2 separate regions of the Homo sapiens genome follow, and region 1 is linked to region 2. Evidence: chromatin loops called from intact Hi-C (ENCODE). Cell type or tissue: HepG2. All regions are shown on one strand. Links, peaks and the distances in the headings refer to the core of each region. The heading gives the core; the rest is flanking DNA.

What was found. Peaks named below come from ENCODE experiments on the same cell type or tissue, not always from the same donor. Only the 100,000 strongest peaks of a DNase experiment are listed, where the experiment ranks them.
Region 1: it touches region 2 in a loop (6-fold over the local background); 10 of 110 quality-filtered maps call a loop at or near these places.

What each region holds. Positions count from the first base shown.
Region 1 is chr14:75,553,080-75,568,831 of GRCh38, forward strand. LOC107984653 (a long non-coding RNA gene) reads left to right here and starts at 5,092. Exons shown (of 2, transcript XR_001750830.1): 1 at 5,092-5,127; 2 at 6,549-6,839. RefSeq lists enhancers at 6,733-6,892, 9,198-9,277. In HepG2, for the core only: a CTCF peak has its summit at 8,067 (motif pointing left); a DNase peak (open chromatin) is centred at 8,052; H3K27me3 peaks cover 1,300 bases.
Region 2 is chr14:75,320,860-75,336,611 of GRCh38, forward strand. No RefSeq gene overlaps it. Among named protein-coding and RNA genes, the nearest start is that of LINC01220, 34 kb to the left of the region's middle. RefSeq lists enhancers at 8,128-8,297, 13,165-13,664. In HepG2, for the core only: no CTCF peak of the experiment used is centred there; a DNase peak (open chromatin) is centred at 7,932; H3K27me3 peaks cover 661 bases.

The sequences.
Region 1 (15,752 bases), core at 3,322-11,321, 230 kb after region 2:
GAGGTACTAGTAACATCTAGTGGGAAGAGGCCAGAAATGTTGTTGCTAAGCATGCTGCAATGCACAGGGCACACCCCACAAACAATAATCCAGCTCAAAACATCAGTAGTACAGAGGTGGAGCACCCCTGCAGCTGGCCCTACTGCTTCTAGGGCACCAGCCCATCAGGCCACCAACCTACCCTGACACGCTTGTCCATCCCTTTCTCAGAAACAAACCCTGTGTATTGACCAGGCTGAAAAAGCCACGTCCTTCACCGTATCTGGCACTTTCCTCTCTCTAAGCCTTTGCTCATGCATCATTTCCTCTGCCTAGAATCTCCCTCTCATCTTCTCAGGTGGGGACCATGACTCTTCATTTTTTTTTTTTTTTTTTTTTTGAGATGGAGTCTTGCTCTTGTCACCCAGGCTGGAGTGCCGTGACGCAATCTTGGCTCTCGGCTCACTGCAACCTACACTTCACAGGTTCAAGTAATTCTCCTGCCTCAGTCTCCTGAGTAGTTGGGACTACAGGTGTCTGCCACCACACCCAGCTTTGCTTTGTGTTGGGAACATTCAAAATCCTCTCTTCTAGCTATTTGAAAACATACAATAAGTTATTGTTAACTGTAGTCACCCATCAGTGCTAAGACACTAGGACTTATTCCTCTCATTTAGCTGTAATTTGGTATTCTTTAACCATCCTCTCATTATGTCGTCCTCATCTCTGCCCTGCCTTTCCAGCCTCTAGTAACCACTATTCCACACTTTACTTCTATGAGTTCAACTTCTTTAGCTTCTGCATGTGAGTGAGAACATGTGGTGTTTATCTTTCTGTGTCTGGCTTATTTCACTTAACATAATGTCCTCCAGGCTCATCTATGTTGCTGCAAATGACAGGATTTCATTCTTTTTTATGGCTAAATAATATCGCATTGTGTATATGTACCACATTTTATCTGTTCATCTGTTGGTGGATGCTTGGGTTGATTCCATATAGTACTTTGCATTGTTGCTTTTTAATGTGCATAGAAGATAAGGAATACAGGAGTAAAAGAGTTTGGAGGCAAAAACTCAAACTGTGTTTTTCCTCTGCTCTCACACCACTCTGCAATCAACACAGATGACTTCTGTGACCAAATGTGGGGAGTTTTCCCCATACACCGAGCAAGCAATCAGTTCTGCAGCAGACACCAGCTGAGTATCCTCCAATTCAGTTCTGACCCTGTCTGCCTGGAGATAGCATCAGCTCCTACAGGTTGAGAGCTCAATCCCACAAGACTCCAACCAACTTCAGATGCCAGTCGCAAGTCCAGGCATCCAGAACTTCTGGCCACTGGCTTCAAGTTAGGTTCCCACGACCCTCTCTTTGGATTGGACAAATGTGCTAGAATGGCTCAAAGAACTCAGGGAAACACTTACATTTACTGGCTTATTATAAAGGATATTGCAAGGGATACGGATGAGATGCATAGGGTGAGGTACGGGGGAGGGGTGCAGAGCTTCCATTCCCTCCTTGGGTGTGTCATCCTCCAGGAATCTTCTTGTGTTCAGCTATTCAGAAACTCCCCAAACCATGTCCTCTTGAGCTTTTTATGGAGACTTCATTGGAGAGCCATGATTGACAATCATGTAGAAATGCAGCTGGACAAAAAGGGTCCAATTACATGATCTAGTATGAGTCACATGATCTAATACTAACAGGCTAAGCAGAGAAACCCAGCAAGACCTGTCTGTGCAGATTCTTTTTGGCCTCTCTGTGTAGCATTCCTTCCTTCAGGGTATGCAGCAGGACTGCTTCTGAAGTGAGGGTCTTATGACCACAATCAGAAAAGGGGAGGAAGATTAGGGTCCTGCTTTGCACTAGGGAAAGAAGGGTAGAGAAAAGTCAGAGATAAATTTTGTTTTTTAAGGCCTGCCTCTGAGGACTGAAGTGCCCAACATTATTAAAAAAAAAAAAAAAGACTGTAACAAGGTGTTATATCACAGAGATAAATAAGACCTCTGTGTTATCCAAACCCAAGATTGGCTGTACTCTTCTTTTGCTTAAAAAACATATATATTTAAATTAATAAAGCTTGGCAAATATAGAGTATAGACACTGAAGTTTGGAGGCCTACAAGCATTCATGAAATTTCATCTTTTCATTTTCTCAATAAAGCATCTCTCTCAATCCATTTGTGTTGCTATAAGAAAATACCTGAGATTGGGCAATTTATACATAAAAAAGATTTATTTGGCTCTATGGTTCTGCTGTCTGGAAAAAATCGGGCACCCGGTGAGGGCCTCAGGGTGCTTCCACTTGTGGTGGAGGTGAAGGGGAGCATGTGTGTGCAGAGATCACACAGTGAGAGAGGAAGCAAGAAAGAGCAAGATGGAAGGGGCTGGGCTCTTTTTAACAATCAACTCTTGTGGGAACTAATAGAGTGAGAACTCACTCAACCCCCACCCCAGGGAGAACATTAATCTATTCATGAGGGGTCTACCCCATGATCAAAACTCCTCCCATTAGCATCCCACCTCTGAGTTTGGGATCAAATTTCAACATGAGGTTTGGTGGGGTAAACATCCAAGCTATAGCAGCATCCATGTGTGGAAAGTTAAGAGCATCTTTTTTTTTTTTTTTTTTTGAGACATGGTCTTGTTCTGTCACCCAAGCTAAAGTGCATGGCTCACTGCAGCCTCAAACTCCTGGGCTCAAGCAATCCTACCACCTCAACCTCCTGAATAGCTGGGACTACCAGTGAGTGCCACCATGCCTGGCTAATTTTGTGTGTGTGTGTGTGTGTGTGTGTGTGTGTGTTTTCAATAGAGATAGGGTTTCACCATGTTGCTCAGTCTTGTCTTGAACTCCTGGACTCAAGTGATCCACCTGCCTTGGCCTCCCAAAGTGCTGGGATTGCAGGTGTGAGTCACTGCACCCAGCCAAAAGCATCTTATCTTCTTTCTCTATCTTGTGGCATGTGAAGATACTGATACTAAACTTTGCCAATCATCTTTCAACTTGCAGCCATACACATAGGTACCCATTCCTAGGGATCAGCTCTTCATATCTGGGCCATGGGAGCTGTGAAATTAGATTGCGAGTCACATTAGCACCACGTCAATCCTCTCCACCCCAACCACCATTAGCACATCTTCTCTAAGTGAAGTCAGCATTATTCACATAAAATGTTATCCATTGACTACTGGTGCACAGTGTGATTGGGGTTTATGAGTTACTCGGGGTGATTATATGATGAAGACTCAATTCTTAGTGGGGGCGCTGGAGACCTTGCACCCTCTGTCCCCCAGCTCACTTCATATCACCCTCTTTTCCTCTGCACTGGCATCTGTCCCTTCCCCAAATCTCTGCGTGCTCCCTCCAGCCCAAGAGCCTTGCTCATTCTGCTCAGCCCTAACTGAAATGCTCTTACCCTTCTAGCTCATTCATTCCTACCTTTTGTCAAATACCAGCTTGGGGAAATTTTGCTTGATTCCCAGGCTAGATCAGAACTGCAATTTCAAATAGTTTCATAGCACCTCATGCCCTTCCTTTATACCCATTAACACAGACTGAAAATTTACATTTATCTATGTGGTTATTTGGTTAACATTTGTCTCTGTGACTGGACCATCCATTCTATAATGTCAGGGATTGCCAATGTTTTGCTCACCATTGTATTCTCAGCTCCTTGCACAGTAGCAAAGAGCCTACCACAGAGTAGAAATTCAATAAATATTCATTGGCTGAATGAATAAATGGATGGATGGATGGAACACAGTGCCTGCCTTCTAGGAATGTAAAATCCAAGCCAATTATTATTCTGACGATGGAATACAAATGACAAAATAAATATTCAGTTAACATATAAAAAGTAAGAATCAATCAGATATTTTAAGAGCAGGAATCAAGGGAAGGCATGTATTCTTGTGAAGATGGTAGAGATTAGGGATAGAGTCCCAGGTGGGGCTGGAAGAGGCGAGGGCAGGGAACTGTGTCTCCTCAGTCACAGTGTTATCTAGCTTTTAGTCTGTGTCTAGCTGTCACCTATTAGACAGAGGGAAAGACCAGGATCAAAGTAAAAGCAAGTTGGAATCCTGCACAAGGCCCTGTAGAAATAGATTAGCCCCAGTCCACCCTCATCGCCTATTTTCTATTACTCCAAATCCTGCTTCCATGGTAATGGAAGCTGGTTGGCCTGCCTTGCTGGTGGTTCATGCCTCTACACCCTACAAACACGAACACAACCTACGTACTGCTGTAATTGAATACCACAGACTCAGTAATTTACAAAGAAATGAAATTTATTTCTCACAACTCTGGAGGCTGGCCAGTCCAAGAGCATGGCACCAGTATCTGGCCAGGGTCATCCCATGGCAGAAGGGTGGAAGGCAGAAGTGAGCACATGAGACAGAGAGGGGAGCAGACCAAACTCCACCTTTTTATCAGGAACCCACTCCTGCAACAACCAACTCATTCCTGTGATAATGGCGTTAATCTATTCATGAGAGTGGAGCCCTCATGAGCTAATCACCTCTTAAAGGTCCTGCCTCTCAACACTGTTTCAATGGCAATTAAATTTCAGTATGAGTTTTGGAGGGCACATTCAAACCGAAGTGGCTCCAACCCCACATTTTCACTTGGGATTGCCCTAGTGGGGACTCTCTGAGGTGACCGTTCCCCTGAAGCAGATTTCTACTTGAGCTTCCAGGTGATCCATGACATCCTTTGAAATCTAAGCAGAGGAAGCCATGCTTCTATAGCCCTTGCATTTTGCATCCTTGCAGACTTAACACCAAATGTTTGCCATCAAGGTTTACCACCTATTCTTTCTGGAGCACCCAGGCTGCTTGAGCCACAGCTGGGAGGGCTGAGAGGCACTGTGCTGAAATTCAGGGAGCAGAGAGAGAGAGTTTCACTTTGTCACCCAGCCTGGAGTGCAGTGGCATGATTATAACTCACTGCAGCCTCGAACTCCTGGGCTCAAGGGATCCTCCTTCCTCAGCCTTCCAAGTAACTGGGACTACACATGCCACCACACCCAGCTAATTAAATTTTTTTTTTTTTTTTTAGAGATGAAGTTTCACTACATTGCCCAGGCTAGTGTTGAACTCCTAACCTCAAGTGATCCTCCTGCCTCAGCCTCCTGAGTTGCTGGGATTACAGGTGTGAATCACCATGCCCAGCTTGGGTAATTTGTAGGGAAAAAAAATTATTTCTCATAGTTCTGGAGGCTGGGAAATCCAAGAGCATGGCGCCAGCATCTGGCAAGTGTTATCCCATGGCAGAAGGGTGGAAGGTGGAAGCAAGCACATGAGACAGAAAGGGAAGTGAGCCAAACTCGTCTTTTTTATTGGGAACCCACTCCAAAGATAAACCCGCTTCTGTGACAATGACATTAATCGAGGGACCCATTAATCCATGAGGGCTCTGTCCTCATGACCGAATCACTTCTTAAAGGCCCCGCTTCTCAACTCTGTTACAATGGCAATTAAATTTCAACACGAGTTTTGGAGGAGACATTTAAACCACAGCAATCATTGAGAGAAGATGACAGAGACCAGATATCTACTTACATCGTGCCCAAAACCCCCAGTGGTGACTCATGGTGGACAGTTAAATGGCTGTCCAGATAGGCCATTCACTAACCCATGAGTGAGGGCAGAGACTATCTGTGTCTTGTTTACTGCTATATTCCTAGTGCCCAGCAGAGCAGATATGTGATATTTATAGGTTTGATAAATGAATTAATTAATCATAAATATAAATAATTCATTCATTCATATATTCTCAAGCCTTGTCTACTTCAGGTTGAGAATTTTGAGTTTGGACTGTGACTAAATTACCTATGGCTCCCTCAAAGGTTTGTGTCTCATTGTTTATCCCCAGGGGGTGGGGGAACAAGTCCATAAGAGCCCTAAATGCCCAGGAAGCAGGACTGACTGGGATGATCTGGTGGCCTCAGGAAGGTCACTGCACTACTATAATGGGGATCTAGTTCTGTCTGGGTCTAAAACCTGGGGCTGAAGGCAAGATGTCACGGAATTGTGACCTAGAGCTGAGATGCACCTGATTACAGTGACCCCCACACACTTTTTTTTTTGCTACCCAGAATCCATTTCTTCTCCTTCTCCTTCTTCTCCTCCTCCTCCTCTTCGTCCTCCTCCTCCTCCCCTTTCTCCTCCTCCTCCTCCTCCCCTTTCTCCTCCTCCTCCTCCCCTTTCTCCTCCTCCTCCTCCTCTTTCTCCTTCTTCGAGATGGAGTCTCACTCTGTCACCCAGGCTAGAGTGCAGTGGAGTAATCTCGGCTCACTGCAACCTCCAACTCCCGGGTTCAAGTGATTCTTCTGCCTCAGCCTCCTGAGTGGCTGGGATTACAGGTGCATGCCATCACGCCTGGTTAATTTTTATATCTTTAATAGAGATGGGGTTTCACCATGTTGGCCAGGCTGGTCTTGAACTCCTGACCTCAAGTGATCCACCCGCCTAGGCCTCTCAAAATGCTGGTATTATAAGCGTGAGCCACTGCGCCCCGGCTCTATTACTCCTTCTTCTGACAAAGCATCTGCATTTCCTTTCTATGTGTAGAGCTGTCAATCAAGGTGTCTTCTCTGCCTTATCTGGCCAAGATACAACCAAACACCCAGACTGGGCCAATCAGACTACTGGGAATCTCGCTTTGGAGCAGAGCAAAGAAAAGACCCAGAAGATGTTTGGAGCCCCTCTACTCTAACTGTGAAGCCCTGGCCAGAGAGAGAATTCCTGTGGTGGAGAATTGTCCTGGCTTCTGCCTTGTTCTGGGCCTTGTTCTCTGGGCTTCTTTTGAATTCTGTGAGCCACATACATCCTTCCAATACATTCATTTACTGCTGATGTCAACCAGAGTAAGCTTCTATTGTGAAACCAAAAAAATGGTGACTCATTGTACCTGGGTTTCCCAGAGAGGGGGCGAGGGGGCAGGGCACTGCATCCTAATTCTCAGGGGCTAACAGGAGTAGACTGCTTTCTGAGAGGGTTTGAGGGTGTTCTGTGCTCCACCAGAAACTGGGCATGCAGCCAGAACCACACCAGCCTCTGGATTGCCCAACCTGGATACTACCCATTACTGCTTCTGGAAGGAACCCCAGGCTCTAATTTGAAAACCATCACTGGGAGTTGCAACTCAGCCTCCAGGCTTCACTCCCCATCCTCTTCAGTCCATTCTATGAGGAGCTCAGCCCATCAGCTAAAAGGCAATATTCAAAATCCAGGCCAGGCACTGGCAGTCAGAATGGGGTCGGAGCTGGAGCAGGGTGAAGGCATGCGTCTGCGTTGTTGCATGGAGGGGCACTAGGGTAGGGGCTATCAGTCAGCCAGATGTACATATTTTAATATTTCAACAGCCAGTTCAACTGCACCGGTGCGCACCATCTCGCTATCAGCTTAGCACCTACAGGACTGTGGGGGTCTTGGAGGGAGGGACTCTCCAGTGTGTTCTTGTAATTCTCCTCGCCTCTCCCTCTTCTTCCCCACCTGTCTCTGCCTCGCCAGAGGTTTGCACAGAGCAGATGATTAACATATTTGTAAATAAAAATCCCAAGATAGAAGAAAGAAAATGAAGAGGAAGAGAATGGGTGCAAGGAGGGGAAGGAAGATTAAAAAGTTGGGTCTGTTCTAAAAAAAAAATCACACCATGGACCATTCCTCCTGCCGCCTCACTCCCCCACCCCAAAGTGTTCATCTACATATGCTCATTTAAAATAAGCATTAGGGGCACCCTTGAAAGAAAAGAAAAGTGCAAAATAAAGGTGATGTATGAAAGAGTGAGGGGTCATCTTGCTAGGGGCAGGGATGATACTGGCTGCCATTTATGATCTCATTTTCTGTTCACTCTATTATTTTAGGAAAGATTATTATCCCCATTTTACAGATAAAGAAAGACTCCGAAGAGGCTAAATGGTTTGCCCAAGGTCACACAGTTAAACGTGGAGATGGGACTCAACCTCTCTTTGGCTGCTTGCAAAGTTGGAGCTATATATAGCAAGCGCAAGCGCACCTGGGGAACTCCCCACATTCCAGGATTACAGCCAGGACCATTGGGACAGCGGTCCCGGGTTGGTGCTGCCACCTAGTGACAGAGAACTGCAGAGATCAACTTTCCTCCCTCTCCTCCGTTCCCCCTCCCTCCTGCATCCTCCTTTCCCAGCTTGAGAGAGTCCTGAACCATGGCAGCCAACCATCACTTGTTTGGGCAGAAGCTTGAATACAGAGAATTGACCTCTAGATGCAAGCTGGCGCCTCATTCAGCTTCCTCACTCTATCCTAGGGCATAGCTCTGAAGAGATGTTTGGGTGAGTGACCAGGAATGCAAATCTGCACAGATTTGGGCATCAACCTGGTTTCCAAACACAAGCTCTGCAGATATTTTACTGTGAAACTCCGGGTAGCCGTGAACAGGATGTTGGCTACATCCTGTTTTAGGGTGATAACTACGTTGTACCTGCACAGTCCCAATCATTGAATACCTGCTAGCTCCCCGGTAACATGTTAATAGCAGCCTCTCATTTCCTTTTTGCCCTATCTTTTTTCCTTTTATTTTAGATTCAGGGGTACATGTGCAGGCTTGTTACATAGGTAAATTGCATGTCACGGGGGTTTGGTGTATAGATTATTTCATCACCCGGGTAATACACGTAGTACCTAATACCTGATAGGTAGTTTTTCAGTCTTCACCCTCTTCCTGCCCTCCACCCTCGAGTAGGCTCCAGTGTCTGTTTGTCTTATCTTTGTGTCCTTAGCTCCCACTTACAAGTGAGAATATGCAGTATTTGTTTTTCCATTTCTGTGTTAGTTCGCTCAGGGTAATGGTCTCCAGCTCCATCCATGTTGCTGCAAAGGACATGATCTTGTTCCTTTTTATGGCAGCATAGTATTCCATGGTGTATATGTACCACATTTTCTTTATTCAGTCTATAGCTGATGGGAACTTAGATGGGTTCCGTCTCTTTGCTATTGTGAATAGTGTCTAATTTTATGTGAAGCCCAAACACCAACACATGTTGCCCAAGCTCACTGAGCAAGGCCTTCAGCCCTGATCTTCAGACTCCAAGTGCAGTGCCCTTCCTACTCCGCTGCCCTGTGCTGTGCCCCGCTCCCCCACAATTCAACTCACCCTGTGAAACCTTGTTTTTGTCAGCCTAGTCATCCAGACATGATGACTCAAGGGTCGCTGTGGAACAGGCTGTCAGGGGAGGACCTGTGTCAGCACAGTGGCTTTCTTGACCTTTATGGCAGTGGGGAGTTACCTCAGTCTAAAACGTGTGGCTGCCAAGTGACTTCAGTCTCAACTGAAGCACGGACATGATCGATGGGCAGATAAGGAAAGCCATTCCCACTCCCTGAGCTTTCCACACCTCCTTCAGCGTCTTCTCTCTTCTCCTAAGTCCAAGATCACCTGGAACATAGAAGCCACGGGTTAAAATTTTTCATTCAGACCTGGCTCTCAGAATCTTGTTGCAAATGGAGAATAAAGGGTCACCTCTAGAAGGCAAAGTGGTCTCACCAAATATGTGCCTCACCCTGTCCACAATTAATCTAGTAATGTCTCTGTCTAGTCCTGCATAATTTGTGTCAGGAAATCCACTTTAGTTACCCATAGTGATGAAATAAACACAACAGTCAGATCTGCACCTAGCACAGTGTATATAGTCAGGGCAGATACTAGGTGACAAGCTCGAAGTAGATTTTTAAACCTGAAATGTATAGATTATCCATCTAAACCGTGATTTATTTCATCTGGGGGTCATTGGGCTGCTTTGACTATCTGATGAAACTGTGGACTCCCCCGCCTCTCCCTTTATAAAACATGTTTCTTTTTTCTTTCTTTCTTTCTTTTTTTTTTTTTTTCGAGACAGAGTTTCATTCTTGTTGCCCAGGCTGGAGCACAATGGCGTGATCTCAGCCCACTGCGACCTCCACCTCCTAGGTTCAAGTGATTCTCCTGCCTCAGCTTCCCAAGTAGCTGGGATTACAGGCATGCACCACCACGCCTGGCTAATTTAATTTGTATTTTTAGTAGAAACAGGGTCTCCCCATGTTGGTCAGGCTGGTCTCAAACTCTTGACCTCAGGTGATCCACCCCCTTCAGCCTCCCAAAGTGCTGAGATTACAGGTGTGATCCACCATGCCCAGCCAAAACACATGTGTATTAATCAATTTGGATGATATGATTTCAGGGGTTTGCAGGATTCTGAAACCCATTCGTAGACCCTTAGATAAAAACTCTTCATCAGTCAACACAGCAGTCACCCAAGACTCAAGAAACAGAGCTGCTGGTAGCAAGCATGGCCCAGGACATCGGCATTGGATTGGAGTGCAGAAGCTCCCAGGTCGCCACAGTGTGGTGAGCCAGGAGGGCCTCACACTCCCAGGAGAAAGCCTACTCCACGTGAGGCAGAATCTTTGACTCGGGCCGTTTCCATCTGTCCACTCTGACACAATGTGTCATTAATGGTGAGCAGGAAGGAGTGGAGACGAAGGATGCAAAGAGGTTCGGGAACTGGATGAAGATTTATGTTATGTACATTACTTGATAACATTTTTTAAAAGGTTGAAAGCTTAATAGATTTTTTAAATGATGTACTCTAAAGATGTCCTTCTGATTATAGGTGCGGTTGCTCACACCTGTAATCCTAGCACATTGCGAAGCCAAGGTGGTTGGATTGTTTTGAGTTCAGGAATTGGAAACCAGCCTGGGCAACATAGTGAGACTCCGTCTTTACAAGAAGAAAGTTAAAAAAAATTAGCTGTATGTGGTGCATTCTTATAGTCCTAGCTACTCAGGAGGCTAAATTGGGAGGATTTCTTGAGCTCAGGAGTTCAAGGCTGCAGTGAGCTATGATGATACCACTGCACTCCAGCACAGGTGACAGAGCAAGATCCTGCCTCTTTAATAAATGCTTGAAACGCTTCAACAGCAAACAAATAAATAAAAATGTCTGTTTAATAAACGCTTTCATGCTAAAGTAGCCACGTGTCCTCTGAGGGCCGCAAATGCAGGATTAGGCAAACCTGTGTGAGATGACTGGCAGCCAGGGAATATGATCCTCAGGACATATGAACCTTTCTGCCTGCTTTCCCAAAACAAATAACCTCTTTTATACCTTGACTGATGACTGAAATCCTATTCTTAGAACTTTGTTCCTATGATGTAAGGTATTTATCACCCACCAGGTGCCTGCAAGTGCCTTGGTTTGGATTCTAAGTTGAAATGAGCCCTATTCCTTTGCAGCTCTTAGGAATCAGCTTGCCTCCCCTGATGCTTCTCTTGCACCTGCTGTCCATTCCATTTGCTTATTGATTCATTCATTCAACAAAATGTATTGAGCACTGACTTGTGTGAGACACTCTGCTAGGGAGTAACCAAGGGGCGAAGAAGAAAGCAGACCCAGCACCTGCCCTCATGGAGCCTACAGTCTGCCAGGGGAAACAAACACCAAAGAACTAATTATTCTATTTTTATTTTTTAATTTATTGAAACAGAGTATCACTCTGTCACCAGGCTGGAGTGCAGTGGTGCCGTCTTGGCTTACTGCAACCTCCGCCTCTTGGGTTCAAGCAATTCTCCTGCCTCAGCCTCCCGAGCAGCTGGGATTACAGACGTGCACCACCATGCTCAGTTAATTTTTGTATTTTTAGTAAAGATGAGGTTTCACTATGTTAGCCAGGCTGGTCTCGAACTCCTGACCTCAAGTGATCCACCCGCCTCTGCCTCCCAAAGCGCTGGAATTACAGGTGTGAACCACTGCGCCCTAATTATCCTAATTAAATAATGACAATTGTGGTAAGTGCCATGCAAAAGAAGCATCAGGAGCACATACACTCAGAACATGTGACCGATTTCAGGAAGGAAGTGACATTTCAACTGAGCCTTGAAGGAGGAGTAGAGTGAAACAGATGAGGAAGGCAGGGAAGAGCATTCCAGGCAGAAGGAAAAGCATGTGCCCAGGGTGGCCAGCATGAAGCATGGAGATTCTATCTCCTGGCCTGAGGAGCCTAGTGAGGTCCCCAAGTAACTAGAAAGATGGTCCTACCTCTTCCTAACGTCACCACCTCCAAAAGTTCTGGTGCTGTGTCCTACTTCACGGAAGGAATCCCCCATTTTTCACAGCTGGTGACCCACTGCAATCATCTGGCACAGCCCTACCCGCCTACCTGCCAGCACCCCCAGACCTTTCCTCCAGGCTTTGCCAGGAAACCACAGCAGCCTCCTAACTGCCTCTTTGTCTACTCCACATAGCAGCCAGAGAGATTCCTTTATAGCGCAAGTCCGCCACATCACTCCTCTGCTTAAAACTCCTTCAGGGCTTCTGGCCTCACTCAGTGTCCACATCCTAATCAGAGCCCACAAGGCCCTGCAAGATTTGACCCCCACTTACCTGTCTGAGCCCTTCTCCCACCAGCCCCCTGTTCTGTCTCTCTGCTCCAACCACACTGGGATCCCCGCTGTGTCTGGCCACACCAAGCACGTTCCTACCTCAGAGCCTTTGCACATGCTGTTCCCTGTGCCCGGAACACTCTTGCCCCAGATATCCATTTCCTCCCTTCTGCTCAAATGTTTTTTCCCTAACCACCATCTCACTCTTCATTGTGCTACCTCACATGATATTATGACACTTGTTTATCCATAGACTGTCTTCTCCACAGGATTATAAACTTCAAGAGGCTCAGGACCTTGTCAAGATGTTCACCATTATTTCCCCTGTGTTTAGAGCAGCACTTTCACATAGGGCTAACAATATGTTTTTATTAACATTTATGTGTTTATTTTTGAGACAGGGTCTTTGCTCTGTTGCTTAGGCTGGAGTGCAGTGGTGTGATCATGTCTCACTGCAGCCTCAACTTTCCAGGCTCAGGTGATCCTCCCATCTCAGCCTCCCAAGTAGCCAGGACCACAGGCATGCACCACCATGCCTGGCTAATTAACAATATGTTGAGTGAATCAATTAATGAATGGGTGTCACCACCCCCAGCACCACCCCACCCCCATCCTGCCTCCTCCTCATCCCTCACTAACTTTGGCAAAGGGGATGGAAGGAAATGCATGATGTCAAGACCCCATAATTCTTTCTGGTGCCCCCAAACTTTCCCAACACATTGGTCAGGAGCAGGTCTTCCTTCCTTCTTTCCCCTTCCTTCCTTCCTTCCTTCCCTCCTTTCTCTCTCTTTCTCTCTGTCTTTCTTTCTTCCTTTCTTTCTTCTTTCATTCTGCCTATCTTTTTCCTGCAGTAGGGAGCAGGCTTTAAATAGCCATGGAGAGGGTGGGAACATGTCAGCTTCTAAAGGATGTGCGTGTCTGGGACACAGAGGGAAACACCTCCTTGCTTGGTATTGGGGCCCAGGCACAGAGGTGACACTGAGTCCCAGCTTGTGTGCCACCAGGACTGTGAAGAGATGGAAACAGGTTATGTAAGTACTTTTGTGTTTGTTGTGGTTATCTGATTCACAGGCAGAGCTGAGCCATACTAACACATGACATTAGGTGACACACAGCCGTTGCCATCGCGTGAGCCCAGTGACTGTTTTCTGTCTGGGGTTATACCCACTCCTCTAGCTCAGCATCACCACCCACAGGCTACCACCACTGCTTCTGCTGCATCTATAAACTATCTGTACTATTTTTTACTCAGCTTTTAAAATGGACTCATTTTTATGACTTGAATACATGCATTTCAAAAGGATACTAGGAGCTAAGGAAGACCAACAGACAGGTGTGACAAGCAGGACAAACCTGGCCCCCAAGAAATGGCCGCGTGCAGAGGTCGAAGGCAGAGGCCTGAAGGGAGAGGAAGGCAGGAGCCGCCCACTGGGTGAGGGAGTCCCGGTCCCAAGGGGCTGAGCAGAGGGAAGGAGGAAGGGGGAGTAGGTGAGGTCCTAGGACTCTGGGAATCTCATGGGACTTCCAGGCCTGGGGAGACTGGGAGTGGAGAGTGGGGTGAGGGAGCTAATTGTGACGTGTTTTTGGTGCGTGTGGGGTTCAGGTGAGGCGAGGATGTGACTGAGACAGAGGGCACAGCCTCAGGGCAGAACCAGGGGAACCAGAGGAGGTGTGGGGGAACAAAAGTGGGATGCAGTTTAGGGAAGGAGTACTGAGGAGTTGGGTACAGCGAGAGCCACAGCGCAGAAAAGGACCCTAAAGAGTGAAGCACGGCCGGGCGCGGTGGCTCACGCCTGTAATCCCAGCACTTTGGGAGGGCAAGGCGGGAGGATCACGAGGTCAGGAGATCGAGACCATCCTGGCTAACACGGTGAAACCCAGTCCCTACTAAAAAAAATATAAAAAATTAGCCTGGCGTGGTGGCGGGCAACTGTAGTCCCAGCTACTCGGGAGGCTGGGGCAGGAGAATGGTGTGAACCTGGGAGGTGGAGCTTGCAGTGAGCCGAGACTGCGCCACTGCACTCCAGCCTGGGTGACAGAGCAAGACTCCGTCTCAAAAACAAACAAACAAACAAACAAAAACAGTGAAGCACTTTGGAAGGCCGAGGCGGGAAGATCCCTTGAGCCCAGGAGTTCAAGACCAGCCTGAGGAACATAGTGAGATCCCATCTCTACAAAAAATATTATAAAAATTAGCCTGGTGTGGTGACATGCTCCTGTTGTCCCAGCTACTTAGGAGGCTGAGCTGGGAGGATTGCTTGAGCCTGAGAGGGCGAGGCTGCAGTGAGCCTGGATGACTAACTACTAGCCTGGGCTACAGAGCAAGATTCTGTCTCAACAAGAGAAAAAAAAAGAGTGAAGGGGAGCAGGGCTGGGGGCAGGCCCGTGACAAAGTGGAGACTCTGGTGGGTGAGGGTGTCGAGGAGGGACCGCCCTGTGTGAGCCAGAAACGGGTTTGGAGGGAAGGGGAGTGAGGAACGGAGTGGGTGCTGGTTGGGTGTCCCACCACCCCAGGCAGGGCTGGCTGGGGACTGGACAGTGAGTATGATGGTCTCTGCTGGCAGCTTCTCTGTCGCCCACATGCCACCTGAAGTCATCTATGTATACACTCCTGCTCTAAAGCAAGGAACATCAGTCCACCTAGGACTTTGGAGGTCAGAAAGACAGAAACATATTCTACTACCCTATTGGGGAGATAGAGTTCCTGGGAGCCTTGGTGACTAAGAAGCATGTTAAGGAATGAAAAAAAACTCAAGGAAGACCAGAAAGGCAAACTGTCATACAGAGATCTGTAAAAGCAAGAAATAACCGCGAAGACACAATGCTGGGTTTTGGATTTTAGAGTCGTCTGCAGAATCACATCGATTATGGTGCACGAGAAATTGCACAGACACAGGAAGCCCTCTAAGGTGGTGGTGCTCCCGAGTCACTACTCTGGCCAATGGGATGGGCCTTATTCAGGTGGATGGGGCTTTCAAGCACTGAGAGGGTAGGGAGTTAGGTTCTCTGTTTCTAAAGGCACTTGGGGCGGGTGGAAGGCATTGATTGTTTATCTGCCTGGTTAGTTGCCCCTCTCCTTCTGGGAACTGCCCCTCCTCCACTCCAATACGGATCCCCCTGGGGAGCTGCCCTGTTCTTATGCGGCCTTTGCCACCACGGTCATGGTTGATGAGGCTGGGAATGGGCATCTGGGAGTTTGTATTTAAGACACAAAGGGCAGCTTCTCTCGGGCAGCTGAAGCTGTCATGAGGTGTAATGCCAGGGCTGCTGGCTGCCATGTTTTCTGACAAATGGAGAAACTAGCCTTTAGGAAGAGAGAAAATGCAAGCTGGCCTGCAGGGAACATGGGAGAAGCCGAGCATCCTGAATGTGTTGCA
Region 2 (15,752 bases), core at 4,137-12,136:
CTGGCTTCTGGAGGCTCCGTCTGTCCCCCACTCCCCACCTCACACCTGGGGCTTGGGATTGAATCATTTTTAGCTCTCAGGGTACAGCATGCTCTCTCACTTTTGGGCCTGTGTGTGCAGCAGCTCCAACACAACCCTTGGCCCTTTTGCTGCATTTTTTTGCAAAAAATTTAACTCTTCAAGTGATTTCCTCTTTGTGGTGCAGCTTTTCCCAAAGTTTGAGGGAGGAGCTGTTTCAGGCCGGGGTTCCACTGTGCAGTGCCTAGCACTCAGCTCTCTCTTTCCTTTCCCTCCTCCGCTTTCCCCACCCGGATTCCCTGGAGAGCTCTCCATCCTCCTCCCTCCCTCAAGTAATGGAAGTTATTGTACTATGCACAGTAATTTCCCCCTTCTTGTAAAGCCTCAGGGCCACCAGACACCCTGGACCTAGCAGTTCAGCATTTGCCCAAATTCAAGGCCTTTTCTTGAAAAAGAACCTACTCTCTCTATCTCAGCTGCTGAGATAACATATTCTCTTTTTAAATTTTTATTTATTATTATTATTATTATTTTTTGAGATGGAATTTCACTCTTGTCCAGGCTGGAGTGCAGTGGCGAGATCTCAGGTCACCACAGCCTGCACCTTCTGGGTTCAAGCGATTCTCCTGCCTCAGCCTCCCAAGTAGCTGGGATTATAGACATGCGCCACCACACATGGCTAATTTTGTATTTTTAGTAGAGATGGGTTTCACCATGTTGGTTAGGCTGGTCTCGAACTCCTGACCTCAGGGGATACACCTACCTCAACCTCCCAAAGTGTTGGGATTACAGGCGTGAGCCACCGCACCTGGCCCAGAGATAACATGTTCTCTACTGCATTATATGATGTTTCCTTTGCCTGGACATCTGGTCCCATTTGGCCTGGCCCTTTGGTCTCAGCTGCCCTGACCCCTCTAAAGTTTACTGCATTATATGATGTTTCCTTTGCCTGGACATCTGGTCCCATAAGCCCTGCCCCTTTGATTTCAGCTGCCCTGACCCCCTAGTGTTTAGGTTAGTGTCTCACTACTGTGCCCCAGAGCCCTCACCAATGTACCTCTCAAGAAATGATAGTTAAATTTTCAAGAATTTTGCAAGCTGGTTGTTAAATTCAGCCATTATTAAACTTTCAGCTATGGTAACAAATACTTAAAGCTCATCACTTCCTAATTATTTTACTGTATTTTCCTATCACTTACACTGTTGAGATCATTTACAGCTCTTGTATCCACGTGGCGGAAGCACTATATAACTTGTAGGATACTGTGGATCTCTTCCCAAATCTGTGTTCAGTGGTAGCTTTTGGGACTATTTACACCATGAAGACTGGCAAATGCTATAAATCAGAGATCGATTTGTTGTTGCATTGATTATCTAAACTTAAAGAAGTAGTGGAGAAAATGTTAATGATGCAGGTTAAACTTACAAGTAGCTGTTACATTGTGAATAGCATGAAACAATCGAGGAAATATTCTTTCGGTTTCCAAAAACTATTATCCAATTCAGCAAAGAAGCACTGACAAATAAGCAAAGTTCTGACATTCACTTAAATTTTGCTTTTGTCTTATTAACATAAATAATATCAACCAAGATCCCATTAGAACAATACCTGCTCATCAATTATAACGATAGCTTGTCCACAGACCAGATGTTTGGCAAAAATTACGTACTGTGAAAGTCAATTGATTATGTGGAATTTACAGTAAACACTGTTGTATATTTTGTGATCATTTATAAATTATATGCTATAATCCTTTAGGTCAGTAAAATCCATGAGCGTATGGACATACACAGGTATGTTGCTGGAGAGCTGGTTGTTAAACATTTACTAGCACACCACTGCCCAGAGTCTACCGTTCTGTTTCCATCATGGAGCTTACCTACTGTGCTCTAATGGCCTGTTTGCTTGCCTGTGTTCCCCTCAGGGCTGTTGCTCTCTGTGGGGAGGGTCATTTGCAGCTCATCTTGTTCACCTGTGGATCCCCCAATCACTAGCATAGGGCCCAGTGCTCAGGAATTACTCAGTAAATCCTTGTTGCATGGATATGCTAATACAAAATCCTCCAGGTCCAATGGGAAGGCCCCAATTCCTGCCCTTTGTCAGTCTGTGAAGCAGAGATGGCCACTGAACCCTGGGGTCCTATGTGATTGGCCCTAAAACGGGCAGCCAGTACAGGCTTTTCCTTATTTCTGCTCTTCTCTCTAGACCCAGGGAATGCCCCAGTGCTGAATGGGGCCCCCCAGCTGCACTGTCCCACCTGCAGCCAGAGAGCTGTGAGCCACTGGGAGTGTGAGAATTTAGGATGCTGAGTACACACAGGTAGTACAGGTAGGTGGGTGAGAATGGGATACAGCCAGGCACAGGGTCAGGCTGCACACCCCTTGAGGGCAGGGGCAGATCTCATTACTGTCTATCTGCAGAACCTGTCTTGACTGTGGCCAACACAGCCCTGCAAGACCAGGTCCCCTTCCTTATCTGCTCCCCTCTTCTGACCTCACCTTCTCTCCCACCCCTCCCTGCTCCAGCTGTCCTGGCTCATGGCTGTTCCTGCAGCAGGTCATACATCCTCCCCTCAGGGCTTCTGCACCTACTGTTCCTGTGCCTAGGCCGCTCTTCCCCAGAAATCTACATGGCCTGCTGTTGAAGTCAGGTCCCTGTCCAAATCCCACCTGCTCGGCAAGGCCATCACTATCCAGCCCGCCCTGCCTTCCTCATCCCGGTTAATATTTCCTTACAGCACTTTTCACCCTCTGTGGGATCAGGCGCTTGTTTAGTTTCTGTCTTTTCCCATGAAATTGTAAATTCAGTCAGAGCAGCGATTCTTTCTGTTCTGTTCCTCACTCTATCCCCAGGGTCTGGAACAATTTAAGTGGATGTATAGTCATCGCTTAATGAGTGTCTGCTTACTCACAGCCTAAGAGAAGAAAGGATGTGTTGTCAGAGAAACTCGGTACCAAATACAGCTCTCTGGTTTCCTAAATCTAATCTGATTCCAGTCTGTGTTCTTCCCTGGTTGGTAACCTGAAATCCTGTATAGCTTTTCTTATTTCTCTGGAGTTAGCTCCCCAGCCCATTGGGAAGTGTCACCTCTACTCCATGGGAGCCCGAAACTCCAGAACCATGGCCAGGCAGCACATGCAAGTAGCTCCACCAGGCAAGCCAGCAATCCAGGCAGCCTCTGAGGCTGAGGACACACATTGACTGGGCACGCTTGGCCTGGAGAGGTGTTCTCTCTGACCTGCAGATGCTTTTATTTTATTAGGTTAGTTATTATATCAACCTAATATTTTATTAGGTTAGTTATTATACCAACCTAATAAAATAAAGGCATCTGTAGGTCAGAGAGAACACCTCTCCAATTATTTTAATAGCAAAAACCACAATTACTTTTGTACCAATCTAATATTTTATTTATTTATTATTTTTTTGAGTAAGGGTCTCACTCTGTCATTCAGGCTGGAGTGCAGTGGCATGATTTCAGCTCACTGCAACCTCCACCTCCCAGGTTCAAGCGATTCTCCCACCTTAGCCTCCCAAGTAGCTGGGATTATAGGTGCACACCACCACACCTGGCTAAATTTTGTATTGTTTGGTAGAGATGGGGTATCACCATGTTGGCCAGGCTGGTCTCGAACTCCTGACCTCAAGTGATCTGCCTGCCTCAGCCTCCCAAAGTGCTGGGATTACAGGCATGAGACACCACGCCCGTCCCCAGCCTAATATTTTAAAAAGTAAACCAACATTCAGAAATCGAGACACCTCACAGAAAAGTCTAGAGGATCTGGCAACCATGGACCTGCATCCTAGCATGGCACAATCGCTGAGCTGAGAACTAGCCCTGTTGTAGCTGGGGCTCTCCAATTTGCCATGGTCCTCACTGCTATTGAAACATTTGCTTCGGTGATGCCCAAAATAAAGTACACATGTGGTAGCTTTTCTCTTCACTCTAGCTGTGGGGCTTGAGCAAAGCTCTTAATTTCTCTGTCCCCCTTCCTCTGCACAATGGAGTTACCAATGCTCCCTGAGTCAGTGGTGGAGGACTGGACAAAAAAGTCCTTGGGAAACAGAAAGTATTCGGCTCCCTCCCCGGTGTACTGCTATTCCTCTTCGTCCTCCTTTACCCCGCTTCCCAGACCTGACTGCTTCTATCTGTGGAAGCTGCTTTTTAAACACCCTGTCCTATGCTCTCAGCCCAGCTGGGTCCTTGCTTAGCACCTGGCTCTGCCTTCTCACGTGGGGAAGTGGGGAGAGCTGCCGACAGCCACTTGCTGCTGCTGCACCTGCTTCAGTGTGAGGTCTCCATTGGGGAAGGATGAACATGTCATGGTGGAAGGTGGCTGGGATGCAGGAGGGCTCTGAGTCCTAGCCGGGCTTGACCTCTCAACAACTAGAAATGAGAGTTGAGTAACCACCTCCCTCAGATGACCACCAGACAGATGGCTGCCACCAAAAATTCTTTGCTTTTTAACTCTAAGATCCTTGTTCTAGAACCAGGTGTCAGCACCTGTCAGCAAAGTCAGCTGGGTTTGCTCAGCTTTGCTGGGAAATAGCCACTTTTTCCCTCTTGGGGCTATGAAGCAAGTGCACCTTCTGAAAGGTTTTACGCTTTTACTGCTTCTTTAAATACAGCATTTCTCCCATTCCAAAATGAATTGAACTTCCAATAGATTTTCTAAGATTTTCTTTGCTTTGATTATAAAAGTAATTCATTCATGTTCATTATAGAAAAATTTGGGAACTGCATAAAGACACAGAAATAAATAAAACCTCCCATACTCACTGTGAGTATTTTGGTTTTCATCATTCCAGCTTTTTTTTTCTGTATACCCCCAATCATACCTAACTATCCATCCATTCATTTCTATATCCATGTATATTTTTCCACATATACCTGTTAGGATCTTATTATACATGCTATTTTATTTTATTTTATTTTATTTTATTTTATTTTATTTTATTTTATTTTATTTTGAGACAGGGTCTCACTCTGTTGCCCAGGCTGGAGTGCAGTGGCGCGATCTTGGCTCACTGCCACCTCTGCCTCCAGGTTCAAGTGATTCTCCTGCCTCAACCTCCCGGGTAGCTGGGAGTACAGGCGAGTGCCACCGTGCCTGGCTAATTTTTGTATTTTTTAGTAGGGAAAGGGTTTCACCATGTTGGCCAGGCTGTATACATGCTATTTTATAATACACAGCATGAGGCCTGGAAAACAGTAGGCAACGAATAAATATTGCCACTGCTAATAAGTGTCACTTACTGAGACTTACACTGTGCCAGGCATGATATTTAACCTTAATAACACATCTGTGATATGAGAAGTGTCCTATTATCATTGTTTTATAGGTGAAAACTTTGAGGCTTAGAGAGGTTATGTTACTTGTCAAAAGTTCCAAGGGTAGTCAATGAGAGGGACACATACCCATTCATATATTTTTATATGAACAAAATACACATTTATTGGTTTAAAACTTTAAAAAAAAACTTTAAAAAAAATTGCTTTAAGGGCCAGGCGCAGTGGCTCACGCCTGTAATCCCAGCACTTTGGGAGGCCGAGGTGGGCGGCTTACCTGAGGTCAGGTGTTCAAGACCAGCCTGGCCAACATGGTGAAACCCCGTCTCTACTAAAAATACAAAAAAATTTAGCCAGGCATGGTGGTGGGCACCTGTAATCCCAGCTACTCAGGAGGCTGAGGCAGGAGAATCGCTTGAACCCAGCGAGGCAGAGGTTGCAGTGAGCCCAGATCTTGCCTGGAGTGCCTGGGCAACAGAGCAAGACTATGTCTCAAAAGAAAAAAAATTGCTTTAAGGAGTGGTCTGCTGCCTACTCCACATACAATTTTGACTGAGGAAGATGTAAAAACATGTTCTGGTCTTGGAGGCAGGAAACCTGGTTCTACAACTGACTAGTTATACAATCTCAAACTGGTAACTGGACCTCCTTGGCCCTCAGTTTTCTCCTCTCTCAAATGAGATTTGTGTGAGGAGGGGAAGGGTTAGCACTGTGCTTGTCATATAGGAGTGTTTTACATGCACTGTCAAATAAATATTGCTGCCAATAGGAAGCATCAAGAAACTGCAAAAGCACATAGCACAAAGCCTGCCTCCAAAGGCTCCTCTAAGGCTCCTCATGGGGCCCACAGCAATTATGATCTTGGTCAGTGGAGTCACAGGAAGATTGCTTATTAATTTGTCTTTAAGGAATGGGTGATCTCTAGATGTGCCCAGCTCCTAAAATGTCACATTTCCACCTCCAAAGCCTTTTTGGTTCAAATAAAAATTAGTGACAGGAAAATGAAAATACACAGGATACCCGAATTTAAATAAAATCGAGTTGTATTACAGTTAGGGATCTCTCAGTTCCCCTCCTTCCCTGTTGGAGCATTCACTTCTCTGAGTGCCGTTTTTTTCCAAGTGTCAAGTGGCAGTAATCATTTCTCCTCCTAAGGACAGTGTGGAGGCTAAAAACAAGTTATGTGAAGGTTTCAGCTCAGGCTCTCAGTCCTAAAAAATAAGACTTATTATGAGAGGGTATAGACGAGGTGGTCTAGAACACAGGTTTTGAGGTAAGAGTTGGGTTAAAATCCTGGCTCTGCTGTCCACCAGCTCTGCCACCTAGGGCACGTTATTTAGCCTCTCTGAGCCTACCTCATGGGGTTTGTAAAGATTAAGCAGTGGGCCAGGCACGGTGGCTCATGCCTGTAATCCCAGCACTTTGGGAGGCCAAGGCGGGTGGATCACGAGGTCAGGAGTTCGCAATTAGCCTGACCAACATGGTGAAACCCCATCTCTACTAAAAATACAAAAATTAGCCAGGCATGGTGGTACACGCCTGAAGTCCCAGCTACTCAGGAGGCTGAGGCAGGAGAATTGCTTGAACCCGGGAGGCGGAGGTTGCAGTGAGCTGAGATCGCACCACTGCACTCCAGCCTGGGCGACAGAGTGAGATTCTGTCTTTAAAAAAAAAAAGAGAAAAAAAGAAAAAAAAGGCCAGGTGCAGTGGCTCACATCTGTGATCCCAGAACTTTGGGAGGCTGAGGTAGGCAGATCACGAGATCAGGCATCTGAGACCAGCTTGGCCAGCATGGTGAAAACCCATCTCTACTAAAAATACAAAACAAAAACAAAAACAAAATTAGCTGGGCATGATGGCAAGTGCCTGTAATCCCAGCTACTCGGGAGGCTGAGGCAGGAGAATCTCCCCTGAACCTGGGAGGCAGAGGTTGCAGTGAGCTGCACTGCACTCCAGCCTGGGCGGCAGAGCAAGACTCCATCTAAAAAAAAAAAAAAAAAAGACTGAGCAGTAATGTATGTATGTAGGGCCTGGCACAGAGCAGGCATCCAACGTCCAATATTATAATGAGGTCCCCTTTGCCTTCTCTTGATCACATCACTCTTTCACCTTTTTAACCTCTTGTAAAGCTGAAACGGCTTAAAGTGGCACTTGATTATCCACTGCCTTGTGCTATGCTCTTGTTTTTTGTCTCATGTGCTTAACTCTGTCTTTTTTTCATAAGAAACAAGACAGACCCTTAAAGGCACCATCTGGGACACATGCTTCCTTGATATTCCTTCCAGGGACTCAGGTTTGTGAATGCTCAATACATCTTTGCTGCCTTGAATTGCATCGGACTGATAGCTCTTTCCTCTCTGATTTCTCAAGGTTTCACCCAGATTGAGCTAGAACTCTTGGGGAAAATTGCAGCAGCCTGCCCCAGGTCCCCAGAGATCCAAGCTCTTGGCCTTGCTGAAAATGACAAATGGAGAAGCCAAATGGTCTGAGTGCCTCCATAGGCATCTGACAGCTAAGGAGAGGGGCCGTGTAGCCTCTCCCATCCCCTCCCAGCCACCTGACCCGACAGCAGTGTCAGTGGCTTTGTGGGACAGCTGTGGCCTTGAACGGCACCAGAGCTTAAAAGGCTTGCATTATTTACTTAGCTACTGTTTTAATGTCCAGTTCAGGTTCTACTGACGTCCCAATAGGTAATGGGGAGAAAATGTTAAACAAACATGAAAAAAGTGAGGAAGCTGTAGAGTAAGAACCTGGCTGTGGATTTTCAGCTTTTGTACTGTATTTAGTTTCTCCAGCTGAGCATAAGTCATCAAAAAGCAGAACTTTCCACCCTCCAATTCCTCAATTCGAATAGTTTACCACTAAAAGAGGGGCTAATTGACCCATTGAAGTAAAATAGTTGACCTTTGGTATAGGGCAGAACTGTGGGGTGGGCACACTAATTTGTATATAGTGAGTATAGTTTTACAATTCAAGGCTGTTTATGAGTATTGGGCTACTTTTTAGAATCCAAATCTTTTTTTCTTTTAGAGGTTAAGTCATTCATTTATTCATTTATTAAATATTTATTGAGCTAGAAGCTAGGTCCTGTGAATACAAAGTTTACCTGTTCATTGGGCAAACATCCATTGGATACCCTACATACAGGCCCTGTAGCAGGGGCTGGGGGTACAGCTGTGAAGCAGAAAGAGGAATGGGCCCTCCCATCTCAGACCTGGTGAGGAATAAGAGGCACATGAATGGCCCCTTATAATATAGGGTGGAAAGTGCTCAGAGGGATCTCCTAGGGTGTTAAGAAAGTTCTTAGTAAGAACCCAGAGCTAGACTTGGGAGTTCAGGAGGAAGCAGCAACTAAGCTAAGGCTGACATAAGCAGAAACTGTCCAGGTGAGGAGGTAGATAGTAGAGAGGTGGGAGGGAGAGTTGTTCCAGGCAGAGGAGAAATCATGTGCTGGAGGAGATAGGCTGAGTTATGCTGTAGTAAAAGAAAAAGATGCAAAACTCTCAATGGCTTCACATGAAAAAAGTTTATTCTCACTTGCAGGGAGTCTGATGTGCATTCAGAGCCACTGCCCTCCATGGGGTGACTCAGTGATCCAGGGTGCTTTCGTCTCAAGACTCTGTCATCTCAACATGTGGCTGGGGAGGAAGAGACAGAGAGAGAGCGAGAGAGGCCAGGTGCGGTGGCTCACTCCTGTAATCCCAGCACTTTGGGAGACCAAAGCTGGTGGATCACTTGAGGTCAGGAGTTTGAGACCAGCCTGGCCAACATGGCGAAACCCCATCTCTACTAAAAATACAAAAATTAGCCAGGCATGGTGGCACATGCCTGTAATCCCAGCTACTCAGGAAGCTGAGGGAGGAGAATCGCTTGAACCCGGGGGGCAGAGGTTGCAGTGAGCCGAGATCATGCCACTGCACTCCAGCTCCAGACTGGGTGACAGAGCGAGACTCTGTCAAAAAAAAAAAGAAAAAGAAAAAGAGAGAGAGAGAATGATTTAGCCTTGGAGTGATCATCCAACTTCTGCTCATGACCCATTGTCCAGAACCAGTGACCCAGTTCCATCTAAATGCTACAGGGCTAGGAATGTAGGGGAGCCCATGTGATATTTGGTGGGCAGTGCTGTCTGTGCCACAGAAAGAGTAAGGCATGCTGGGAAACTGCAAGTCCTTCCAAGTGGCTAGAGCTTATTGAGTGTGTGTGTGTGTGTGTGTGTGTGTGTGTGTGTGTGCGTTGGGGATTAGTAGGCAGGGTTGGAGAGAGAAATGATAGGGAGTGAGGTGAGTTGAGGTCAGTCACAAAGGGGCTTTGTAAGCCATGTTCAATGTTGAAGAATTTGAACTTTAGGGCGACATGGAAGAATTTTATTAGGATATGATAGGATTATATTGGCATTTTAGAAAGATCAGACTTTCATATGGAGACTTGGGATGGAGGGGGCAAGATTGGAGAACAGCGAAGAAGCTTTTGCTGTCATTAGGAGAGAGGCAATGGTGCCCTGAACAAGGAAGGGGCTGTAGGGATGAGGGAGGTGGGAACATTCAAGGCTTATGTAGGAAGTGAAATCAGTAGCTGAAGTGCAGGAGAAGAGGGGTGAAGGGTAGACCTCGTATTTGTGGGTTGAGCGACTGAGTGGAGGGTTCTGTTTACCTGCTCAGGCATGGCAGGAAGAGTAAGTTTAGGGGAAAGACAATGTGTTCAGTTTTGGACACGGTGAATTTCAGGGGTCTGTAGAACACCCAAGGGGAGAAGTTCAGAAGGCATTTGCCTTGTTCAAGGCATTTGGCTATAAGAGTCTGGTGCTGGGGAGTGTGAGGTTGGTGATGTTGATTCGGGAGTCATGAGCATATAGGTGGTATTTGAAGTCCTAATGATGGAAAGTTGAATGAAACATTATCCCTGGGCCAGGCGTGGTGGCTCATGCCTGTAATCCCAGGATTTCGGGAGGCCAAGGCAGAAGGACTGCTTGAGCCCAGGAGTTCAGGACCAGCCTGGGTAAGATGGTGAGACCCTGTCTCTACCAAAATTTTTTAGAAATTAACTGGATGTGGTGGCACGTACATGTGGCTATTTAGGAAGCTGAAGCGGGAGGATCCTTTGAGCCCAGGAGTTTGAAGTGCCAGTGAGGTATAATTGTATCACTCTACTCCAGCCTGGCCAACAGAGCGAGACCTTGTCTCAAAAAAATAAAAATAAAAAATAAAGTCCCTGCTCTCAAGTAGTTAAAAGTTTAGTGTGGGGTGGGGGCTAGGCATGCAAGGAACAATTGGATTTCAAGGTGAACTGTATAACACAGAGGTATGTACAGGGCTCAGTGGTGACACAAGGCCTGGGAGGGTCAGAGAAAGCTTTAGAGAAGAGGGGCTGAAACTGAGTAAGAGCTTGGCAGGTGGACTGGGGAAGGCCAGTCTATGTGGAGGGCAGAGCAAGTGCAAAGGCATGGAGATGCCAAAGCAGCACTGCCCAGCCAAGAAGTTCTGTTTTCTGGAGCATTTCAGTGTGCTCATCTAAGGAAGAGGCAGCAGAAGCACTTGAGATCTTTGAGGAAACACTTGTCCATCAACATCTGTGTAGTGCGTGTTGAATACCCATGGCCTAGCTTTACACAGATGAAGGGTTTGTGATAAGGTGGCATTAAAAAAGAAATTAAACATTTTATTTTATTATTATTTTTTGTTTGTTTTTGTTTTTTGAAATGCAGTCTCACTCTGTCACCCAGGCTTGAGGGCAGCGGCATGATCTCCGCTCACTGTAACCTCTGCCTCTGGGGTTCAAGAGATCCTCCCACCTCAGCCTCCCAAGTAGCTGGGATTACAGGCACCCGCCACCATGCCCAGCTAATTTTTCTATTTTTAGTAGAGACGGGGTTTTGCCATGTTGGCCAGGCTGGTCTCAAACTACTGACCTCAAGTGATCCACCCACCTCAGCCTCCCAAAGTGCTGGGATTACAGGCATGAGTCACTGCACCTGGCCAAAATAAATAAATAAATAAAATAAAAATAAACATTTAAAAAGTCATTTTTAATCATTTTTTCAAACACATAAAAATGTAGAAAAAATAACACAATAAATCCATGTGTATTTATCACCCAGGTTCAATAATTTCTAATGTTTTGCCAATATTTGTTCATTAATTCATTTCTCCCTTTTTGGAAGGCTGGAGAATTAATTTAACTTTATATTACGGAGGCAGTAGACAGAAGAGTATAATGAACCCTCATCTACTCATTACCTAGTCCCAAGAAATATTGACCCAAGGCCATTCCTTCCCTATCCATGTCCCATCTGCTTAATCCCCTCCCATATTACTTTGAAGCAAACTCATGACACCATATCATTTCACCTGGAAATATGTTAAAGAATGTATCTCTAAAGATAAGGACTTTAAAAATACCACTGTAATATCATTGTCACCTGCAACAAGATGAACACTAATTTATCAGGTGGTGTTTTGAAAACTCAGGGGAGGTGTTTGGTAAAGCCACAAAATCCTGAGATCTTGCATAAATGTGTTTCAGGAAGCAATTATGGATGTCCAGGTTGGTATAGACCCGATGTCTTCAACAAGACTACACTGCATAAGCCAGGGTGACGGGGTGGAGAAGGAGCCAGAGTGAATTAGGGACAAGTAGGGTTGTGGTGTAGGAGGCTGGGTCAGAGTTTTAGCAGCCAAGAGAAGGGGGTGCAGGGTGCACAGGGAGCTTCCTCAGCCCCACTCAGTGCTCCAGCAGGCAGGAGGCAGTCGTCCAAAGGAGATAAAGTGAAGAAGGGATGGAGCAGGAAGGAGAGAGAGGTGTAAGGAGGAGGAGGTGTATGCAGAGAGAGGAGCTGATATTGAGGAAGAAAATGAGGAGGAGGAGAGCAAAAATAAATAACGACTGAGCACCTATGACCCACCAGATGTCAGGGGCACTACTTCTGCCCCCCTCCAGATTTCCAGGAGTGGGGCTCACCCCAAACAAGCTTGACCTCTTGATCGTCCTCTCAGGGAGTTGCTCTATTGGTGGGTCGAGGTTAGGGACATGTACTATGAAGGTATAAACTGTGTGGTTTTTTTTTTTGAGACGGAGTTTCTCTCTTGTTGCCCAGGCTGGAGTGCAATGGCGCGATCTCAGCTCACCGCAACCTCCGCCTCCCTAGTTCAAGCCATTCTCCTGCCTCAGCCTCCCGAGTAGCTGGGATTGCAGGCATGTGCTACCAGGCCCAGATAATTTTTTTTTTCTTTTTTCTTTTTTTTTCTTTTTTTTTTTTTTTTTTTGTATTTTTAGTAGAGACAGGGTTTCTCCATGTTGGTCAGGCTGGTCTCTAACTCCCAACTTCAGGTGATCTGCCCGCCTCGGCCTCCCAAAGTGCTGGGATTACAGGCGTGAGCCAGCACGCCCGGCCGTATAACTGCTTTTATAAGGAAGGAGGGCTATGTGTCTTTAGCAGAAGAGGGGCAGGGTTCCAGCCCATGCCTTGAGAGCAACCTCCACCAGGGCCTTGGCAGAGCCAGGGTGACATCCACCAAAGCAAAGGAGGAGGAAGGCAGCAGAAATGAAGGGGGTGGTCCTCTCACTGGAGGGGTGCAGCGAGGCAGCAGTCTCCCCGGAGGGGCTGGTGGCAAGCGCACCCCCAGCGCCCTCCAGCTTTATTTTTGGCAGGGCAGGAAATGTGTGTGTGTCTGTGGGTGACCTGGGGAGGAGGGGAGGGGGGGTAAGAGGGTCCCTGGATTTTGGTAAATCTGCGGGGGTTGTGGGGGGTTTCCGGAGCCCCCGGGGTAGGGGTAGGGATGGGGGCAGCCCCGGGCAGTGCTGAGCGCAGCTGTTGCGGGTACGGTCATGTCCAACTCCTTCCCAGCTGGAAACGCTGCGGCGGGTGGTATCACCAGTGGACAGGCGAACTTCAGGCCAGAGAGTGCCTTCCTCCAGGGCTTTAGGGGAAAAGGGCGACGAGGCCGTGGTGGTCGGCGCCCTGAATACCCCGAGGGGCCAGGGCCCCTTTTTCTACATGAAGACCTGGGCCCGTTCCCTCCCGGGTTCTTCCACTCCCATCTCAGCCAAGTGCTGATCTAATAACTCAGTGGAAGCGCCCAGAGAAGAACAGGGTCGCCGTGGTTAGAGACGCTGTTCCCCTCCGCGCCTGACTCCGCAGTTACTTTGTTACTTAACCGCCCTTCTGCTCATTTGACAAGCCCTGAGCGCACATTTGCAGAGCTTCCTTCCGGGACTTCGTGGCACGGATTGCAAGAGGCCCCTACTCTGGCAAGGACTTGACTCAGGGAAATTCTTTCTGTCCTTTCTTACTAGAAAAGGCATAAATTGGAGGTGAGCCTCCTTGATTAGAATGGGCACAATGGCTGGTGGCCACGAGACCCAGAAGAGGTCACTGGTGGTGTTGCTTCCCAGACAGCCAGCCAATGTTGGTGAGACTACAGTGAAAAGAGGCAGATTGAACTAACCAGACCTGGGACTTGTCTTCATCTGCAAACGGTAGTAACAGCGGTTAACCCCCTGAGCGCTTCTGACATGCTGAACGCTGTTCCAAGCCCTGCTCTAATGCATCGAAGGCATGTTCTAAACATGCATTATCTAATAACGCTATTCCCGAGTTTACAGATGAAGAATCACAGCCACTAAGAGATGACATCACTTGGTGAAGGTCACATAGCTTCTGGGGCCAGGGTTCTGTTTTGCCTTTGTGAAGAACAGTGAACATGCTCTGCACTTTTCTAAAGTAGAAAAATGAGCTGATGTCAGGGATTCTTTCAAGAAGGCAAATTTCAGAGCTGTTGCTGAGATCACGACCCATTCAGCAAAGTGTCCCAAACGCTGAATGCACTTCTGAGTCTCTGGTTTCACTTTGCAGCACTCGGCATAACTGATGCTCCCAATAATGACCTTCAACCACCAAGGAAACGTTCATTTATATTTTGCAAGCTCTGTTTAATGGATGAAGGAGTAACAAGTTTTAAAAAAGATTTTGATCAACACGGTGGCTCATGCCTGTAATCCCAGCAGTTTGGGAGGCCGAGGCGGGTGGATCACTTGAGATCAGGAGTTCAAGACCAGCCTGGCCAATATGGCGAAACCCTGTCTCTACTAAAAAACATGAAAATTAGCCGGGTGTGATGGCGGGTGCCTGTAGTCTCAGTTACTCAGGAGGCTGAGGCAGGAGAATCGCTTGAACCTGGGAGGTAGAGGTTGCAGTGAGCCGAGATCACGCCACTGCACTCCAGCTTGGGCGACAGAGTGAGACTCTGATTCACACACAAACCAAAAAAAAAAAAAAAAAAAAAAAAAAAGATTTTGATCAAAACCAAATCACTAAAGTTAAACACTTGAAAGAATTAACCCTGTCTTTGTAAAGCTTGGCTACCCTGGTAACTCATGCCAGGGACACTTAGCTTTAAAATTGTCCCCTCTGGAGGGGCTTTGCTCTTATGCCACAAGTATTGCTGCTGCGTCTGCGAAACAGGAAGGAGCAGCATCTCCCCATTATTTCCCTGACGAGTACCCCTAGAAGATGGTGGAGTCCACGTGGTCAAGTTCTCTTTCTTCCACTGGCCTAAGTCTGAAATTCCCCAAACACCTGGAGCCTTGCAATGCTGGGCAGCCGGCAGTTTCCCCAGCAGTTGCCCTGGCATCTTGCCCCCTTTACACAAAGCAATCACTGTTGCAGAAAATGAGGGTCCTGTGATCATTTGGCTCCACCCCCCTGCCTGGCATTTGCGTGGGAGAAGGGACTTTCTTTCTTTTTGACAATAGATTCTGATCACAAACCAGGCCCCTTTCAGAGAAACAGCTCCCATGGAATGACTCTGCCTAGAGGTAAGAACTGAGGGGCACAACAGAAGTGATTTCTCGCTCCCCACCCTCATGGCCATCAATGCTCAGTCAGGCCCCTATCCTTGAATTTGTTTCAAACGGTGGCATATCTGGTCCCTGGCCAGTGGGACAGGCACCCTGTAGTTAGTGGTCTAGATTTTCAGCCTTACCTCAAAATGCAGGTGCAGGCCAGGTGCGGTGGCTCCAGCCTGTACTCTCAGCACTTTGGGAGGCCAAGGCAGGTAGACCACCTGAGGTTGGGAGTTTGAGACCAGCCTGGCCAATGTGGCGAAATCCTGTTTCTACTAAAAATACAAAAATTAGCTGGGCATGGTGGCATGTGCCTATAATTCCAGCTACTCAGAAGGCTGAGGCAGGAGAATCACTTGAACTCAGGAGGTGGAGGTTGCAGTGAGCCAAGATTGTGCCATTGCACTCCAGCCTGGGTGACAAAGTGAGACTCTGTCTCAAAAAAAAAAAAAAAAAAAGTAGGTGTAGTGATCCTTTCTTACAGGTAACATTTCCTTGCTAAGAAATGAACACTGGTATAATATACTATAACTAAACTACAGACTGTGGATTTCTCCAGTTTTTCCACTAATGTCCTTTTCCTGTCACAGGATGTAATCCAGGATA